Linked DNA regions of Homo sapiens: region 2 is linked to region 1. Evidence: read pairs that join two places in POLR2A ChIA-PET (ENCODE). Cell type or tissue: OCI-LY7. All regions are shown on one strand. Links, peaks and the distances in the headings refer to the core of each region. The heading gives the core; the rest is flanking DNA.

Region 1 (5,383 bases), core at 166-5,165:
CAAATTAAAGCTCAAAAGATTTTTTTAAAAAATTAGGCTGAGTGCGGTGGCTCATGCCTGTAATCCCAGAAATTTGGGAGGCCAAGGCAGGCAGATTACTTGAGGTGAGAAGTTTGAGACTATCCTGGCTAACATGGTGAAACCTCATCTCTACAAAAATACAAAGATTACCAGGGTGTGGTGGTATGCGCCTGTAATCCCAGCTTCTTGGGAGGCTGAGGCAGGAGAATTGCTTGAATCCAGGAGGCAGAGGTTGCAGTGCGCTGAGATCACACCACCGCACTCCAGCCTGGTGACAGAGCAAGACTACATCTAAAAGAAAAAAAAAAATTAGGAAAATACTATCCAGAAATCTTGGCAAAATTGTTTATGATTATTATTTTTGAGACAAGGTCTCACTCTGTTGCCCAGGCTGGAGTGCAGTGGCACAATCATGGCTCACTGCACCTTGGCTTCCCCAAGCTCAAACAATCCTCCCACCTCAGCCTCCTGGGTTGCTGGGACTACAGGCACAGGCCACCACCCTGGGCTAATCTTTGTATCTTTTTTGGTGGAGACAGTGTTTCACCATGTTGCCTAGGCTGTTCTCAAACTTCTGTGCTCAAGTGATCCTCCTGCCTTGGCCTTCCAAAATGTTGGAATTACAGGTGTGAGCCACTGTGCCCTGCCCCTATTTTTAATTTTTAATAGAACAAAACAGAATTTTGGGGTCGACACAATCTTTATATGTATGTACAGTCATTTTAGAAGAGATAAAATTCACATTTTGGTCACAGAATACTTAGCAAAACAATATTTAAAAGTTCTTTATTGAGTTGTTTTACCCATACACTAATTGATTTTACTTTCCCCATGCACTTGGAGAACTCTAACCCACTGTTATAGCCTATTGTGTAAGCCAATATTGGAGGTGTTGATGACTATATCTTGTTTTTACAAGTCATGTGGAGTGCAGACTGGGTTTCATTTTTTTTCCCCCTATAGTGCCTAGGTCAATGGTGACCCTACAAAATAAGGTGAATATAATGTGTCAATGTAATATAATGTACATCTTTATGAAGGAAATAAAAAAAATGGATATAAAAACAAAAAAAAAGCTTTAATTAATTAATTAATTAATTTTTGAGACAAAGTCTTGCTGTGTTGCCCAGGCTGGAGTGCAGTGGTATGATCTTGGCTCACTGCAACCTCCGCCTCCTGGGTTCAAGCAATTCTCTTGCCTCAGCTTCCCGAGTAGCTGAGATTACAGGTGCCTGCCACCATACCCAGCTAATTTTTTTTGTATTTTTAGTAGAGACAGGGTTTCACCATGTTGACCAGCCTGGTTTCAAACTCCTGACCTCAAGTGATCTGCCTGCCTCGACTTCCCAAACTGCTAGGATTACAGGCGTGAGCCACTGCACCTGGCCAAGAAGCTTAAATTTAAATGAGACAGAAATAGCACAGAGGCATTTGGGCTTTTGGGAAAAAAGTAGAGGCCGTTCAATGCAATGGGTACATTCAAGCTATGACTTGGAGGTTCATGGTCATGGTTGGGTGGATTCTACCTAGGAGTGCTATGTTTGTTAGTAACTTCACACTTAAATCCAAATGTCACAGCTGATTATTATTAAGCAAGGGTTAAATTCTTTGAAAAGAAAAAAAAATCTAGTTTTCTGTCTTTAGGCTTGTGAGTACTGTGAAGTGTCTCAAAAAGACTAATTCCTACAAGAAATGGTTATGGGCTTGGATTTATTGTGAGACAATAAAAGAGTAACATTCGAATAAGTTTTGAGTCTCACATTTTGAATAAAGGCAGGCACACTAGGCAAGGGGTAAGGGCCGATACTTAGGGTCTCCTTTTAGGGGAAGGATTCTCTGTCTCTTTTTTTTTTTTTTTTTTTTTTGAGATGGAATCTTGCTCTGTCAACCAGACTGGAGTGCAGTGGCATGATTTCGGCTCATTGCAAGCTCCACCTCCCGAGTTCACGCCATTCTCCTTCCTCAGCCTCCCGAGTAGCTGGGACTACAGGGGCCCGCCACCATGCCCGGCTAATTTTTTGTGTTTTTAGTAGAGATGGGGTTTCACCGTGTTAGTCAGGATGGTCTCAATCTCCTGACCTCGTGATCCACCCGCCTCGGCCTCCCAAAGTACTGGGATTACAGGCGTGAGCCACCGCGCCCAGCCAGGATTCTCTTTTTGGGTAGAGATTAGCTGTTTTTGAGTGAAGGGTGGCAAGACACACCACCCCAAAATATGCCACATTGACATAAAGAATATTTGAGTTGAGGGCAACTAAGAAGAAGCAGATACAAGAAAACTCTCTGCCCTCTCCCTATTTGCCTAAAAGCAGGACATAAATGTACGGAGGTGTCTCTCCTCCCCTCTCTACCAGAAAGGGCAAAAATTAATCACCAGAGACAACATCAGACTCTCATCAGCCTGGAGAGGGCACCAGAGCAATCTGCATAACAACTTTACTAACCAGCCTTTATCTACCATTAATTTCGTATATATTTGCCTTCCCACAATTTGTCACTCCTAAAAACTCAAAATCCTTTTCCTTTGTCTTCTAATTTCTCTAAAAACTTATTGATCTTATTAAAGATGCTGTATATAAACTGGAGTTTTAAGTCACATTTTTTAGTTACTCATTTCTGGGTACACTCACATGAGACATGTGCTGTACCCATGTTAATAAACTTGTTTGTTTTTCTCTTCTTAATCTGTCTTTTGTCACAAGGGCTCTAGCTGAGAACTCAGAAGTGTAGAGGGAAAATATTTTTTTCCTCCCCTACATGAGGCTTCCAGGAAAACCAGGTTTTCCTGACAAAATTAACGACAAACTTTGACAAACTTTCTACTCTCTTAGGTATCTTCTTGGTTTTCCAATGTTTTTCTTTCATATCTTAAATCTGTTTACTATGTATGTCTTCATTTTAACTGTATGTATAAACATATTCTCTTTATTGATATTGTGATGATGTTTGAAGTGTGAAATGAAGAACAGGCCTCAAAAAGAGTCTTCAGCCAGCCTCGGTGGTTCATGCCTGTAATCCCAGCACTTTGGGAAGCCGAGGTGGGTGGATCACGAGGTCAGGAGTTTGAGAGCAGCCTGACCAACATGGTGAAACACCACCTCTACTAAAAATCCAAAAAATTAGCCGGGCCTGGTGGCATGGCTACTTAGGAGGCTGAGGCAGGAAAATCGCTTACACCAGGGAGGTGGAGGTTGCAGTGAGCTGAGATCAAGCCACTGCACACCAGCCTGGGCGACAGAGCGAGACTCTGTCTCAAAAAAAAAAAAAAAAAAAAAAAGCCTTCATTTGATTATATTTGATTTTTATTTTAGCTATTAATATATTCTAATAGCTGTTTAGAAGTTATATCAAAACATAAAACTCTAAGCATTTATTCAAATATATTAGAAATTTAAATGACATAAAAATTGTTAAGTACTTTATTTGGACTAGTGCAAATAGCATAAATGTGAATTTAAATATATACAAAAAGTTAAGTAATTGAATATCAATAAAATATTAATAAACAGTAAATATAAATTTTCTATATGTGACTAGTGAGATCTACTAAGCTAGTCTAGCCATTTTTCTCAATTATCTCCATTATTTCCTAAAGTATCCTGTGGAGTAACTCTGATTGCCTTTACTCTCATTAAAAAGATGAGGAAATTAAGACAAAAACAGCAAAAGTATCTGCAACGAAGCCACAATTTCAGTCTAGGTTTGTTTGATTGCAGAGGCTGAACTCACTATTCTCCAAAGTAAATATTTACATGGAAACACTAAAAAACAAAGAAATTACATTTTAAATTGTGTCAAGATTACACTTTCTTTAGAGTTAAAAGAATTCCACAGTGTATCCATGCATGTAAAAAATATTAAATATATGAAAAGACGACTACTGCAATAGATAGGTATCATAAAGTTAATAGAATAATCTTCGGACTGTGATTTATAGATATTTTTTCAGTTTGCCTAATCTGAATTTCCTAAATTTTTAACTACGTACATGAATTTCTTTCTAGTTATTTGGACACCAACTGATGTACTTCAATTCAATTCAGGCACTGATTATTTGGAGTTAGCTGGACCTCACCAGTTAAAGGGCACATTTCCCAACAAGACTGTCCCAACTTCAGACGCCAGCTGCAAGTGGGGTTCCCAGGCCACTTGCTCTTCTGAGCAACTGGCTTCAAATCCAGGGATTCCCACTACCCCTTCATGTTCAATAATATGCTAGAATGACTCATAGAATATAGAAAGTGCTGTCCTTATGATTATAGTTTTATCATAAAGAATACAAATCAGGACCAGTCAGATGAAGAGACGCATAGGGCAAGGCTTGGAAGGGTCCTGAAAGCAAAGCTTCTGTGCCATCTCTATGTGGAACCAGGAGTCACCTCCCTAGGATATCTATGTGTTCACAAACCAATAAACTCCCTGACCTTGGTATCCAGAGCTTTTATGAGGGTTTTATTATATAGGCAGGATTGATTGAATCATTGACCATATGATTGAACTTGTTGGGGCACAGGGAAAGCTTCCCCTATGTACTCTGAAGCTTCACTGAAAATCACTGTCAAGAGGCAGATTAATAGAAGAAAAGGCATACACATTTATTTAACATGTACGCAGAAGCCTTCAGAATGAAGACCTAAAGATACAGGGGAAATTGTCCATTTTTATGCTTAGGTTCAACAAAGTATGGACAGCTATGTAGAAATATGACTGGACATAATGTGTATGATCTAATGCTAAGAGACTGAGTGGGGAAACCCAGCCAGGCCTGTCTAGATTCTTCTTGGGCGCTCTGTGTAGTATTTCTTTTGTATATGGGGCAGGGCCCTCTCTGGAACGGAGGTCCTACGACTTACAGTCAAACAAGGTAAGTCAAATAATTTCTTTGTGGCCAGTTTTTACACGAAAAAATAAAATTTTTAGGTTTCTTATTGTTTTTTTCTTTTCTTTTCTTTTCTTTTTTTTTGAGATGGAGTCTCACTCAGTTGTCTAGCCTGGAGTGCTGTGGTGTGATTTCGGCTCAATGTAAGCGCCGCTTCCCAGGTTCAAGAGATTCTCCTGCCTCACCCTCCTGAGTAGCTAATATTACAGGTATGTGACACCACGCCCAGTTAATTTTTGTATTTTTAGTAAAGACGGGGTTTCACCATGTTGGCCAGGTTGGTCTCGAAGTCCTGACTTTAAGTGACCTGCCTGCCTCAGCCTCCCTAAGTGCTGGGATTACAGGCATGAGCCAGCGCGCCCGGCCTAAACAAGCTTATATTAAAGATGACAATTTATTACTTATAAACAAATCAATAAATCTTGCTGGGTAACTAGTTCATTAACTCAAGACTCAATCAACAAAACTAAAAGTAAATTCTGA
Region 2 (5,383 bases), core at 82-5,081, 770 kb after region 1:
AGCGCAGAGATGCCCAAGGAATATTTGTTGAATTGCTGCCTGGTTCCCTTCTCCATTCTCTGTTTCCTTCTGCTGTGGTCCTCATGTTGATTTCTCACATTTTGGCATTTCTGAGTAGAGAGTCTTTGAATAATCAGAACATCTCTTTTAGAAATCTCTAAATAAAAAAGAAATCTTACGCTTAGAGTCCGTGAATGGTCTTGAGTAAAATTCTGTATAAAATTTTTGTCTGTGTGCCTGTGTCATCCAACCCTGAAAAGATCATTTTCCCAGTCACTTTTAACGTGCTGAACTTATCTTTTGTTTCCCCCCCTAACTATCCTTTGCAATCAGGGATTCTACTACCTTTTTCTCATTCTGCAAGGCAGTGATCTCTGCCATGCTGAGCACAGTAGGCAGTTAACATGGAGTAAGCATGACTTCTAAGTCCTTTACTGACGAGCCTTACTGTTTTGTTTGTTTTGTTTTGTAGATTTGCATTTGTTAATTACTACAACAGTGATAGACACTTATAAAAAAAGTCAAATATTTAAAAAGTCAACGTGGCAAGAAGTGAAGTTTCTTCATCCTCAGTTCCATTCCTCAGAAAAATTGATGCCGAGTTTGTTGTATGTACCTCCAACCTATTTTTAAAATGTACATACAAAATTGAGTACAATATTATTATGTACAAATATAACTGAGTCACAATTATAACTCATTATAATTTGCAAAACTTAAATCATACTAGACTACAATTCACCAAGTTACTGGGCTTTTTTGGTTTGTTTTAAACTTAAATCCTCCCCCAGAAACTGCCAAGCCAACATGTGTTACATGTCTATCCCATTCTTTTTAGTGGCTGTAGAAGAGACTATTTTGATAGATATTGCTAAAAGATCTGCACCCCAGAGGGATGTTTATCGTGAGTCTCGCTAAAGTGTGTTAAGATCCTTTCCTTGCGCTGTGCTTTCCAAGGCCTTGGGAAGAGGTTGCTCTGTATGAAACATATTTTGTAAGATTTGCAAAAGTATGCTAGTATAGTGAAAATTAGTTAAGACAGCTTCCTCTCCCTACTCCAGCTTATCCTCAGATACATCATACAGGCCTTAGAGTACCCATAATTTTATGTTGATAACAGCTGTTCTTTTTCTTAAAGAGGACTTTCTAAATTGTTAAGTTTCAGACCTCACAAATCTGCCCCGGTTGATTTCTGGAAGCTAATTTATGCTCCCAACAAAAGCGCAGGAAAGAGTGAAGAGATCTCCCTGAATTTTATTTTGACAGTTACTCCTTCTTCAGCAGCAAAGCGTCAGCTTTCCTGTCAGCGTGAGTCTCACTGAAGCCTGACCTAACTCTTTCGGATCGGAACTAGAAAGTTTATTATCAAGGAGGTATTTAACCACGACTATACTTACCTACTGTACCCTTGTGGTTGGTCCCATGGTGTAATGGTTAGCACTCTGGACTTTGAATCCAGCAATCCGAGTTCGAATCTCGGTGGGACCTTTCAAAGGTGAACGTTTTACAGTTCCTGGCTTGGCCTCTGAATGTGGGAAAAATTCGTTCCTCCGCTTCCCATCGAATTCTCGTCGAAAACAACTTTGTGGTCGCGTGCACGGTATTGAACTCTCCCCTTCTATCCAAGCATGAAAGTACCAAGCTCTTTCGCCTAGAAGAACGCTTTCAAAGCGTATCAAATTCACGGGTTTGGAGACAAAGAGAAAGATGCTGCTCTTATCGACTTACGAAAAGCTCCAGCAGCAACGTGGAAACCCAATTCCTGTGATGGAGACAAACGCTTCCTCAAAATTTCCTAGGTTCGAAGCCCTCCTCGCTGCCACAACCAAGTCCTGCGTGTAAAGTGGCTGAGCCTTGGTCTCGGGCGTGTTTCTTTTGTTTGTTTTTTTGTTTGTTTTTTTTTTTTTTTTTCGCTGTGGACCTTGCGCCCCGGGTTACTTCTCGCCCCTTTTCCCTATCCCCCATCTTGATGAGACAATTCACCCTCATCTGCTTTCTCTAGTCCCCTGTACTTCTTAGTCTCTCCGCTCACCCCGACTGCAACGTCTGGAAATCCCTCCAAAGCCAGCAGCCCCGGAGGGCTCGGGTCCCTGGTATCCACGGCGTCGAGTCTTCCAGCCGGAGAGAAAAACTCACCTAGGACCGGACCTGGGCCTCGCCGCGCTGGGAGCTGGCATTCCCAATTCAGGACCAGACACGGTGGAGGGGCCCTACAACTTGTGTGGGAGACAAGGGAGATGGGGGTAAAAAGACCTCTGCCTTCAGCCGTTCGCCTGGCATCTCGCCTCTTCAGCTCCTAGTACCAGGGTGAAAGGAGGGGGCTCCCTGACCGAGTCCTCCCCAGACACTACCAAACACTCGGTCCGAAGCATCCGGGAAACAGTCCCTTGGAGCTGAAGGTCAAGAACAGAAAATGTAGCCGCTATCTTGCCTCCCCTGAACTGTGTGTGTAGACGAGGATTGAATTGGAGATAGAGTTGATGAAACCCGGAAGGTCTGGAAAATTCCTTATAGACACTAATTTAGCTGTTAGAATGAGGTGGGAAATGTGAGGTGTCAAGGTGAGGGAAAGGTGTGCCCTAGAGGACAGAGAGGACAAGAACTAAATTAGAAACAAGTATTTGTGTTTCGTACAAATTAATCTCTTCTATGATGTAAGAGACAACCTTTAAATCCAATTATTTATTTTCAGATTTCTTACTTTGACATTTTGATTTTCGCATACATACCAAAAAACCAAATCGAATCCTACTTTCACCAAGTCCATTAAACCATTAATAATTCATTAGCTCATATTTTGAATTACCATTGGTTACACAGAGACTCTGTAACTAAGTTTACAAAATTCATGAAAGCATTATTTTGGCTCCCGTTATGTGTGCTTGATTGTACTTCATATGGTCTGTAATGGTGCTAATTGCAGAGGGAAATAACATTTTCTTGTGGTGTTGCCTTAGCTAGTGTGGCCCCACCTTCTTTCCACTTTGTTGATGTTAGCGTGATGAGATCTCACCCAAAGTGTTCTCCCTTTTCCTAATGGCCTAACAGCCTCTTCTGCCTGTTTGGGATGCTTATAAGTCCAGCCATCCTTCCGACCAACACCATAGCCTGCCTGTGTTACTGTAAGTAATCATTATGATCACATCCATCGTCAAGCATCCACTTATCCTAGCTCAAACCAGTAACTCAGACTTTATCCCAAGCCTCTAAATTAAGGTAATGGACAAGACCTGATTGGAGATGGTGCCTGCACAACGTGACCCAGAACTGAACAGAAGGCCAAGGAGCAGCTGCTATGAGGAGGCGGAAGCAGCCACCAACACTGGGAGAGGCTGGGAGCATATGTAGATGCTCCCCCTGATGCCTTACATGTTCTGTGGGTCTACCAATTCCTTTAGGAAGCTGAGGAAATTCCCGTGGGTATTTATAAAAACTCCACCCTTGAACAAACTTTAGTTAGGTTCCTCTGAGCCCTCCTCTCAACTAGGTCCCATCCTTGGCTTGTCCAGCCCAATTTCAGCAAATAATCCAGTTGAGCCTAGTTTTAGCAAGAATCTTGCTAAGCCAATTCAGTAAGAATTCCTCACCTCAAAATCCTATCAAGTTTCTCTTTTTCCACCCTTGATATCTAATCAAGTTCCTCGTAGTCACTTTCTATCAAATGGTTGTCTTACCCTTACTATTAGCTATAGATCCCCAGCTGTCCCTGATGTATTTGGATCTGAGTTTATTTAATTTCTCTCCCCTATTGCAATTGTCTGGAATAAAGTCTTCCTTGCCTATTTAACTCCATCTGGTACATTTTTTCTTTGACAGTTTCATCAAAGATGTATAGGCATATCCTGGGAAAACTTCTTTTCCAAAGAAGATATCCAGCTAAGGATTGAGAATATGATCAGCTGCCGAGAGAAGATGTGTTCAGAATAGAGGACCAAGCAAATTAATGGTAGCTGATTTCCTGAGGAAATTAAAACAGACTTTAAAATCTGTCCATATCAAAAAATGTGTTACACCACATTAACAAAAATGAAGGATAAAAACCATGTGATTATATCCATAGATACGGAAAAAGTATTTGACAAAATTCAACACCCTTTCATCATAAAAACTCTCAAAAGATTAGTTTTATAGAGCCAGAGCAATTAGATAAGAGAAAGACATAAAAGTCATCCTAATAGGAAAGGAATTGAAATTAACTCCATTTGCTGATGACATGATCAGCAAATAGAAATCCTAAAGATGTTACAGAAAAGTTAGAACTGATAAATTCAGTAAAGTTGCAGGATACAAAATCAACATTAAACAATCAGTAGCATTTCTATATAATGATGAACTATCTGAAAAGGAAATTAAGAAAACAATCCCATTTACAATAGCAACAAAAACAAAATAAAATACTTGGGTATAAATTTAACAAAAGAGATGAAAGACCTGTACACTGAAAACTATAAAACTCTGATAAAATGACAAAAACACAAATAAATGGAAAATATTCCATGTTCATGAAAGAATTAATATCGTTAAAATGTCTACACTACCCAAAGCTATCTACAGATTCAATGCAATCCTTGTCAAAACTCCAATGTCATATTTTACATGAATAGAAAAAACAATTCTTAAATTTGTATGGAACCACAAAAGACCTCAAATAGACAAAAAAATCTTGAGCAAAATGAACAAAGCTGGAAGCATCACATTCACTATTTATATCTATTATAAAGTGATTGTAATAAGGCATGGTACTGGCATAGAAACAGACATACTGACCTTTGAAAGAGAATAGAAAGCCCAGAAATAAACCCATGTATTTATTGTCGATTGATTTTTGACAAAGGTGCCAAGAACACACAAAAGGACAGCTTCTTTAATAAATGGTGATGGGAAAACTGGTTATCCACATGAAGAAGAATAAAATTAGACTTCTATCTTACACCATATATAAAAATCAACTCAAAATGGATTAAAATACAAGACTGGAAGCTATAAACCTATATACTGAAAAAATTAATAAATAAGGGAAAAGCTCCATGACATTGTCTGGGCAATGATTTTTTTTTTTTTTTGACTCCAAAGCACAAGCAACAGAAGCTAAAGCAGACAGATGGGATTGCATCAAACTAACAAGTTTCTGCACTGCAAAGGAAACAAAGTGAAGAGGCAAACCACAGAATGGGAAAACATTTGCAAACCTTATATCTAATAAAGGGTTAATATGCACAATATATAAGGAATTCAAACAACTAAATAGCAAGAAAACAATCAACCTGATTACAAAATAGGCAAAGGACCTGAACAGACATTTCTCAAAAGAAGATATACAAATGGCAATACATATAAAAAAAAGATGCTCAGCATCACTAAGCATGGAGGAAATGAAAATTAA

Evidence for each region. ChIA-PET counts read pairs that join two places held together with the same protein. Peaks named below come from ENCODE experiments on the same cell type or tissue, not always from the same donor. Only the 100,000 strongest peaks of a DNase experiment are listed, where the experiment ranks them.
Region 2: POLR2A ChIA-PET joins it to region 1 with 18 read pairs; 2 of 35 experiments call an interaction of 5 or more read pairs at or near these places.

The regions. Positions count from the first base shown.
Region 1 is chr6:27,817,465-27,822,847 of GRCh38, forward strand. No RefSeq gene overlaps it. Among named protein-coding and RNA genes, the nearest start is that of H4C11, 3.9 kb to the right of the region's middle. In OCI-LY7, for the core only: CTCF peaks have their summits at 2,435 (motif pointing right) and 2,645; a DNase peak (open chromatin) is centred at 2,417; H3K27ac peaks cover 4,663 bases.
Region 2 is chr6:28,587,963-28,593,345 of GRCh38, forward strand. ZBED9-AS1 (ZBED9 antisense RNA 1) reads left to right here. Exons shown (of 2, transcript NR_186619.1): 2 at 1,267-3,787. TRQ-TTG2-1 (tRNA-Gln (anticodon TTG) 2-1) reads left to right here and starts at 1,417; the gene lies at 1,417-1,488. It also overlaps a transcript of SCAND3 not described here. RefSeq lists an enhancer at 1,324-2,003. In OCI-LY7, for the core only: no CTCF peak of the experiment used is centred there; no DNase peak of the experiment used is centred there.